2 separate regions of the Homo sapiens genome follow, and region 1 is linked to region 2. A link is a loop called in an ENCODE intact Hi-C map of the cell type or tissue named here. Cell type or tissue: HCT116. All regions are shown on one strand. Links, peaks and the distances in the headings refer to the core of each region. The heading gives the core; the rest is flanking DNA.

The links. Peaks named below come from ENCODE experiments on the same cell type or tissue, not always from the same donor. Only the 100,000 strongest peaks of a DNase experiment are listed, where the experiment ranks them.
Region 1: a loop joins it to region 2, with 10 times the contacts of the local background. A loop is called at or near these places in 1 of 110 quality-filtered maps.

Annotation. Positions count from the first base shown.
Region 1 is chr3:128,131,503-128,135,884 of GRCh38, reverse strand. It overlaps a transcript of RUVBL1 not described here. Among named protein-coding and RNA genes, the nearest start is that of RUVBL1, 9.9 kb to the right of the region's middle. RefSeq lists a silencer at 2,125-2,419. In HCT116, for the core only: a CTCF peak has its summit at 2,196 (motif pointing right); a DNase peak (open chromatin) is centred at 2,174.
Region 2 is chr3:127,688,458-127,692,812 of GRCh38, reverse strand. MGLL (monoglyceride lipase) reads left to right here. Exons shown (of 8, transcript NM_007283.7): 8 at 490-3,747. The coding sequence ends at 615. Among named protein-coding and RNA genes, the nearest start is that of ABTB1, 18 kb to the right of the region's middle. RefSeq lists enhancers at 2,600-3,105, 3,106-3,611. In HCT116, for the core only: a CTCF peak has its summit at 1,787 (motif pointing left); a DNase peak (open chromatin) is centred at 1,732; H3K4me3 peaks cover 632 bases; H3K27ac peaks cover 680 bases.

The DNA.
Region 1 (4,382 bases), core at 85-4,084, 440 kb before region 2:
TTATTTTTGATAAGTTCATCTTTTATTCTTTCTTCTTAAGATACGAATAGTTTACACACCACAATTACAGTGCTACACTACTCTGTGGTTGTCTGTGTACGTACTATTACCAATGAGTTTTGCACCTTCAGGTGATTTCTTATTGCTCATTAACATCCTTTTCTTTCAGACTGAAGAATTCACTTTAGCATTTCTTGTAGGACAAGTCTGGTGTTGATTAAATCCCTCAGCCCTTGTTTGTCTAAGAAAGTCTTTATTTCTCTTTTATGTTTGAAGTATATTTTTGCTGGGTATGCTATCCTAGTATAAAATATTTTTTCTTCAGCAGTTTATTTATTTATTTACTTATTTTGAGATGGAGTCTTGCTCTGTAGCCCAGGCTGGAGTGCAATGGCACAATCTTGGCTTACTACAACTTCCGCCTCCTGGGTTCAAGCGATTCTCCTGCTTCAGCCTCCTAAGTAGCTGGGACTACAGGTGCATGCCGCCACACCTGGCTAATTTTTGTTCTTTTAATAGATATGAGGTTTCACCCTATTTGCCAGGCTGGTCTCGAACTCCTGACATCAGGTGATCCACCCGCCTCGGCCTCCCAAAGTGCTGGGATTACAGGCATGAGCCACCATGCCCAGCCTTCCTTTAGCACTTTCAATATGTCATGCCACTCTTTCCAGGCCTGTAAGGTTCCCACTGAGAAGTCTGCTGCCAGATATATTGGAGCTCCTTTGTATGTTATTTGTTTCTTTTCTCTTGCTGCTTTTAGGAGTCTTTCCTTATTCTTGACCTTTGGAAGTTTGATTATTAAATGTCTAGATATAGTCTTATTTGGGTTATATCTGGTGTTCTATAACCTTCTTATACTTGAATATTAATTTTTTTTCCTCTAGGTTTGGAAAGTTCTGTTTATTATCCCTTTGAATAAACTGTCTACCCTGATCTTTCTTTCTACTTTCTTTTAAGGCCAATAACTCTTAGATTTACCCTTTTGAGGCTATTTGCTAGATTTAGTAGACATGCTTCATTCTTTTTTTTAAATTTTTCCCCTCTTTGCATTTTATTTTCCTTTTCATCTTCCTCTTCTTTTTTTTTTTAGACAAAGTTTCTCACCCAGGCTGGAGTGCGGTGGTGCAATCACAGCTCACTGCTGCCTTGACCTCCCAGGCTCAATTGATTCTCTCACTTCAGCCTCCCAAGTAGCTGGGACTACAGACATGTGCCACCACACCCAGCTCATTTATTGTTATTTTTATTTTTATTTTTTGTAGAGATGGGGTTTCACCATGTTGCCCAGGCTGGTCTCGAACTTCTGGCTTCACTTGGTCTGCCACCCTTGGCCTCCCAAAGTGCTGGGATTACAGGCATGAGCCACCATGCCTGGCCACCTCTGTGTATTTTCAAATAGCCTGTCTTTTTTTTTTTTTTTTTTGACAGTTTCACTCTTGTTGCCCAGGCTGGAGTGCAGTGGCATGATCTCTGCTTACTGCAACCTCTGCCTCCCAGGTTCAGGTGATTCTCCTGCCTCAGCCTCCTGAGTAGCTGGATTACAGGCGCCTACCACCGCGCCCAGGTAACATTTGTATTTTTAGTAGAGAAGGGGTTTCACTTTGTTGGCCAGGCTGGTCTCAAACTCCTGACCTCAAGTGATCTGCCTACCTCGGCCTCCCAAAGTGCTGGGATTACAGACATAAGCCACTACGCCTGGCCAAATAGCTTGTCTTCAAGCTCACTAATGCTTCTGCTTGATCAGTTCTGCTGTGGACTGATGCATGCTTTGTATATCAACTGAATTTTTCAGCTCCAGAAGTTCTGCTTGATTATTTTTAATTATTTCAATCTCTTTGTTAAATTTATCTGATAGGATTCTGAATTCCTTCTCTGCATTATCTTGAATTTCGTTGCGCTTCCTCAAAAGAGCTATTTTGAATTGTCTGTCTAAAAGGTCACATATCTGTCACTTCAGGATTGATCACTGGTGCCTTATTTCATTTGTTTGGTGAGGTCATGTTTTCACGGATAGCCTTGATGATGTGGATATTTGTCAATATCTGGGCATTGAAGAGTTAGGTATTTATTACAGTCTTTGCAGTCTGAGCTTGTTTGTACCCATCCTTCTTGGGAAGCCTTGCCAAGCATTCAAAGGGAATTGAGTGTTGTAATCTGTCTTTGGTCACTGCAGCTGTATCTGCACTAGGGGGCACCCCAAGCCCAATAAAGCTGTGACTTTCAGCTGCATAGAGGTGCTACCTTGGTGGTCTTGGGTAAGATCTGGGAGAATTCCCTGGATTACCAGACAGAGACTCTTGTTCTCTTCCCGTACTTTCCCAGGAACAAACAGAGTCTCTCTGATAAGCTGTCTGAAGCTGGGGGAGGGATGATACAAGCACCTCTGTAGCAACACCACTGGGACTTTGTTGGGTCAGACCCAAACCCAGCCCAATACTGTGTCTCACCCAAGGGCCATGGTGACCACTGCCTGGCTACTGCCAATGTTCACTTAAGGCCTGAAAGCTCTAAAATCAGCATCTGGTGAATCTAGCCAGGCTTATGTCCTTCCCTCAGAGTGACAAGCTCATCCCCCAGCCCACGGCAGGTCCAGAAATGCCATCCAGGAGCTGGGGCCTGGAGTCAGAAACCTTAGGAATCCATTTGGTGCTCTAGTCTACTGTAGCCGAGCTGGTGCCCAAACCGCAATACAAAGTCCTTTCCACTCTTCCCTCCCTTTTCCTCATGCAGAAGAACTCTCCCTGTGGTCACAACCAACCCAGGCCTATAGCAAGAACTGCCTGGCTACCGCTGATGCTCACTCAAGATCCAAGGGCTCTCTCTTCAAGTTGTGTTGAATACTGCTGGGCCTGGGTCTCTCCCTTCAGGGCAGTAGGCTCCCCTCTGGCCCAAGGCAAGTCCAAAAATGTCACCCAGGAGCTAAGGCCTGGAATTGGGAAACCCAAAAGACCACTCGGTGCTCTACCCCACTGTGGCTGAGGTGGTGTCCAAGTTGCAAGACAAAGTCCCTTTTATTCTTTCCTTTCTTCAAACAGAAAGGGTTTCTTTCTGTGGCCATCACAACTGGGAATGTGCTGGTTCACCTGAAGCCAGCATGGCACTGGGTCTCACCCAAGGCTCGTGGTAAATACTGTCTGGCTACCACTGATGTTTATTCAAGGCCCATGCACTCTACTCAGCAGATGATGAATCCTGCCAAGTCTGGGTTTTCCTCCTTCAAGACGCTGCATTCTCTTTTGTCCCAGGGTGTGTCTAGAAATGTCGTCTGGGAGCTAGAGCCTGAAATAAGGGCCTCAGGACTCTACCTGCTGCCCCATTCTACTGTGGCTAAGCTAGTATCCAAGTTGCAAGACAAAGTCCCCTTTACTCTCCTCTCTGCTCTCCTCAAGCAGAAGGAAGGAGTCTCTCCGGGAGCTGCAAGCTGCGCTGCCTGGCTTTGGGGGAGTGGTGATGCAAGCACTCCCTTGATTGCCCTGGGTATTGTCTTGCTAGGTCACATGCACCCCACGTTCACTGGCTCCAAGCCTAGCAGAGCACCAAGATTTGCCCAGGAATTGCAGTCCTTGTGGCCTACACTGCCTTCCAAGTTTCTGTAGAACCCCAGAGCACTTTAGCCTGCGGTGATGAGGCTGGCCGGAACTCAGTTTCTGACCACTGGGATGGATGATTCCCCTCTGGCTAGGGCTTGTCTAAATGCTCTCTCCGTGGGTGCTGGTTGAATTCTGCCTTGTGTTGCTTTCTGCTGTGACAGGGCAGCACTGAGTTCCAGTACAAAGTCCCATAATCTCTCTGCCAAGTACATAGATTCTCTCTCTGTGCCATGAGGCCTCAGGCAGGGGATGAGAGAGGGGTAGTGCAGGTGAGTCAAGACTGTCTTTCCTACTCTCTTTAGTGCCTCTTTCTTTGATGTGATGTTAAAACCAGGGACTGTGACTGCTCACCTGATTTTTGGTTCTTATGAAGGTGCCTTCTTGTGTGGATAGTTTTTCAATTTGGTTTCCTGCTGGCGGCAGGTGGGGGCAATTTCTGGAGGGTGCATTTGGCCATCTTGCTCCGCCTCCCTCTCATAGGCAACTCCTAGTTGTTTTTTGGATCATGAAAGTGTATTGGATTTTGTCAAATTTTTTTTCTGAATCAGTTGAGTTGATCATGTGGGGCTTTTCCCCTTCACTCTATTAATATGGTATATTACACTGATTTTTGTATGTTAAACCACCTTTGTATTCCTAGAATAAATCCCACTGGTCATGGTGATAATCCTTTAACACACTGCTAAATTGGGTTTGCTAGAATTTTGTTGAGAATTGTTGCATCTATATTCATACAGGATCTTGATCTGTTTTTTTTTGTTGTTGTTGTTGGTTTGTTTTACAGTGTTT
Region 2 (4,355 bases), core at 1-4,000:
TTTCTAGAAGGTGACAGTGAGCAGCTTATGAATGACCAGCACAGTGTCCCCTGCCACAGCAATGGAGGTCCCTGGAGACCTCGCCAGGCTAGCCACCGTGGGTTGGCGGGAGTGGAAGTCGGCTTGGGATGAGCTGAGGACCCCGTGGAGGTCAGGATGTGAGGCCGGGAGTGGAACCCCCTCTTTTGAGAAGGTTGCCTGACTCAGAGACACAGAAACGGGTCCAGGGATGGGGAGAGATGTGGAGTGAGGGAAGGTTTGCATTTGAGAAAGGAAGTTCGAGAACACACTGGGACATTGTAACACATTTGAACCATCTTCTGATAGAAAGGTGTTGGCCTCCTAATAATGGGAGGTCAGGGCCAGGTCCTCGGGCATAGGGAGAGGGTCCGGAGAATGCTGCAGACCCCTGCCCACTGCCCACGGTCTCCGCTCCCTGCACCTGCCTCTGATGGTGCAGCTCTGATTCCGTGTCTCTCCTCATTGCAGATTTATGAAGGTGCCTACCATGTTCTCCACAAGGAGCTTCCTGAAGTCACCAACTCCGTCTTCCATGAAATAAACATGTGGGTCTCTCAAAGGACAGCCACGGCAGGAACTGCGTCCCCACCCTGAATGCATTGGCCGGTGCCCGGCTCATGGTCTGGGGGATGCAGGCAGGGGAAGGGCAGAGATGGCTTCTCAGATATGGCTTGCCAAAAAAAAAAAAAAAAAAAAATCAGAAATTGGAGAAATCCTTAGCACAATTTTCTAAAAAATAACAGACATTTTTGTTATACATTAGACTATCAGACACTGGACCTACCTTAATGGTTAGACACTTTATGCAAAAAAAGAGAAAGGTCCCAGGTGATTTTCCACAAAGAATGTGCTAAAATGTCCACTGAAAACAAAGCCAAGCCTCTGCCCTGCCTCTCCCAGCTCCCACAAGGGTTCCAGGAATTCCTGGTGTTCCCAGGACACCAGACTGCAATAACTGGAGGCGCCTCCTTCCTGCCCACCCTTCGCTCACGCCCCAGCGCCCTCTCTGACCAGCCTCCGCTTGGTGGCCTTCCTCTGGCCGTGTGATGAGGTGGTTGCTGTCTCCATAGGGGCCAGCTCCCCAGGGCAGACTCACGTGCCCCTCTGAGGCTCAGAAAATGCCCAGCCCTTCCTCAAAATGAGCAGCCACCCATGACTTTGTGGGCTCCTTGTTAGCCTGAGACCAGGCTTTGCAGAGGGGCGGGGGGTGAGGCTTAGCCCAGAAGGAGAACTGAGCAGGAAACCAAGGCTCTTCTCTGTCCCCTGCCCTTCCCCTCCTGCCAGGGGGAGGCTCAGGTTGGTCCCCGAGTGCCGCCTGTACTCACAAAGGCTGCCTTTCCTCTAGAGTCACTAATTTTACCTGATGCTATGAGAGAATCATATTGAAGATGAAATGTCTAATATATAATGTATATTTTAAAGCAGAGACTATTTTGGTGGATAGGTGGGAGGGAGCAAGGGGAGTTTGAGGGAATCAGAGCTTGATGCTACTGTACAGAACTGGACAGGTTGGGCCGGCAGTGGTGGGGCCAGAGGGCTCTGTGCTCTAGGAGCTAAGCCAGCAGCCCCCGAGAGGGGACTTGGCTGGGCCTTTCCTATGGGCAAGGCCCAGTGCTCTTCCTGCCCACCAGGGACCATGGAGCAGTGGCACCCTATGGGGCTATGATCCCTAGGCCTGGGCCTGGGCCTGCCTATGGCCCAGAGCTACCCTGGGAGTGTCAGTGCTAGCAGCACAGCTACCTCTGGTGGCAGGAGAAGAGAGGCCCAGCACAGCAGCAGGCCAGGCCTTCCTGTCCAGGTCTGCATGGAGCACTCGGTGACCCAGAGCAGGGACTGGAGGCACCCCCAGCCCTGCCCCAGGCCACAGCAGGACAGGCCGGGACAGGCCTCACCCAAGGCCAAGGCTGGCATCAGCCAATCATTCAGAGCTGAGGCCCTGGGCCTAGCCTGCCCTTCTCAGGTGCCAATACCACCCCAGCCCTGCCCTTGGCCTCACTTTTTCCCAGCAATAAGTGGGGTTCACCACCCGCCTCGGGAATACTTTCCCCTTCTAAATGGGACTTGCTGTTACCTCAGGAGGCTCCTTAGTGCAAATATGACCCTGGTCAGGGCTTTGCCACCGTTGAAGCCCTGCAGAAGGTGCAATGTAGGGGTTCTGGGGCCACAGAGGAGAGGCCACTTCCCACCAGGACCCCCAACATGAAGTCTAGGCCTCAGGGGCTCCCGCCCTTCTTCCTCCAGCAGCGGGAACTGCCACTGCTCTCCCAGGCCCTGTTCTGGAGGCTAACCTTGGTTCCTGGAGAGTGTGCCCCTCCACCCTCCCTCCAGCAGCCCTGATCACACCATGAGAGCCAGGAACGGGTCACCCTGCTGAAGATCACTCTGTGCCCTGGGGGAGGAGCCAAGCCCTCACCCCACAAGGGGCAGGTGGGGGCTTGGTTGCTGACCCGGCCCAAGTCCCCACAGAGCACCTTCTGTAGCTCCAGCTTGTCTCCCTGGCTTCTCTTTGAAGGAGAAAAATGTAAAATATGCACTGAGAAAGCCAGCCCCGCCTGCTTAGTCAGCCCCGGCAGCAGGGCAGCCATGGGAACTCAGGAAAAGCAGGAACCCTTTCCAAAAGCCCAGAGATGCCCTGGGCTCAGATCTGTAATTCTCCCAGGAGCTGTGATAGAGCAGGCCACACAAAGTCCCTACGCCTCCCTGCTGCCTCCCCCAGATGCATGTGGTGGCATCACCATTCCCCAAATTGAATATCAGCATGCGGCCTGACCAGGGACTCTTTAGATGCATGAATTTATTTATATGAAGGCTCTCACAGAGACACACACAGCACTTCAGTAGCATTTGCATTCCTGGTTAAAGAATCACCAATATTTAAAATAAAAACTTTCCTGAAATTGGGACTGTCATGTTATCCAGAAGGGCTGGTACATCCGCCCACCATGTCCCCCTGCTGGGTCAGGAGCCAACACAGGACCCTGCGTGTGAGCGTGCCTGACATCTCACGCACGGCCACTCCAGAGCCGGTCCCTGTCCTTGGAAAGCTGTGAAGCCTTGCGTTGAGTTCCTTCTCGATACTGACGGCTCCGTGCTGACATTCTGAGCTCTGGAGTCACACCAGCGCAGGGGCGTGGAGGAACTGAGGTTTGGAAGGAATGCCAGGTCTCGCACAGCTTGGCCTCGAGAAGGTGAGAGGAAGGCAAAGGCCAGGGAGGGGACCCAGAGAGGCCTGGCACACAAGGCCCAAGCACCACCGTCAACACAGCCCAGTCCATACAGAAATGGGTTTCATGCCTGAAAAGCTTTTTACAGAAAGATGCCGCCTGTAGCCAGTGACAGCCGCAACCCTACAGGCCTCAGTTCCTTGCAGAGGTGAGGGGTAGAGAGTCAGCCTCCCTCCCTTCCAGCAGCGACCCAGCTTCCCTCCACTTCCAGGTGGTGCTGGGCTCACCGAGGGAGCACTGGTGGGTGCTCTGAAAACCCACAGGATCCCACCTCCAGGCCCACCTGGGTCCCATCTCACTCTCTTCTTCTTTCACCAATTGCTAACATAGACCTTGTTGGGATCACGATGGCTTCACAAGCCAGCTGTTGGGTTTGCTATGTCACTGTGGCTCAGTCACATCCCTGCGTGTATACTGTCTGCGGGGCACATATGTATCCATTTAGAGCTAAAGGAATCAGTGTACACTACAGCTAATCCTAATAAATCCGATGTTTTCGGAATGGCGTCTGTCTGTCCATCACAGTAGCCTCTGACCCTGGATGGCAATCTTCCTTGCTGAGAGCACAGCAGGCCCTTTTTTAGACAGGCTGATCCCTGCCTGAGCCATGCCTGTCACCTGATACCAACTCCAGCAGTGCTTCCCAGCCTCCATCAGCGTGTGTGGAGTTTATCTTCTCCCATCCACGCTTGGAGCAGATTTCTAAACACACACATCCTCTCGCAGACCCTGCCCCGCCACTGGGGAGGACGGAGCCCAGGCCACCCTCCCCGTGCCAGCTTCAGGTGGCTTGTGCTTTCTCCAGGGCCCCATATAGATGCCAAACCCATCCCCACACAAGCTGGGCTCTGTCCGGACTCAGCCCTCCCTCCTCAGCATAGGGAACCCGGCCTCCTGCTGCTGGGCATCCTCCAGCCCCTCTCCATTCTATACCCACACGTGGCCCAGCCACTCTCCTCCTAAGTGTGGCCAGGATTATATGGCTTCCTTCCAGCTGCACAGCTGTCACCAGCGTCTGAGGGATGGCAGCAGCAGCCTCCTTGGCAGGCCCCGCTTTCTCTCCTGCACCCAGTCTGTTTCCACACGGAGGCGAGAGGGCTGTTAAAGTAT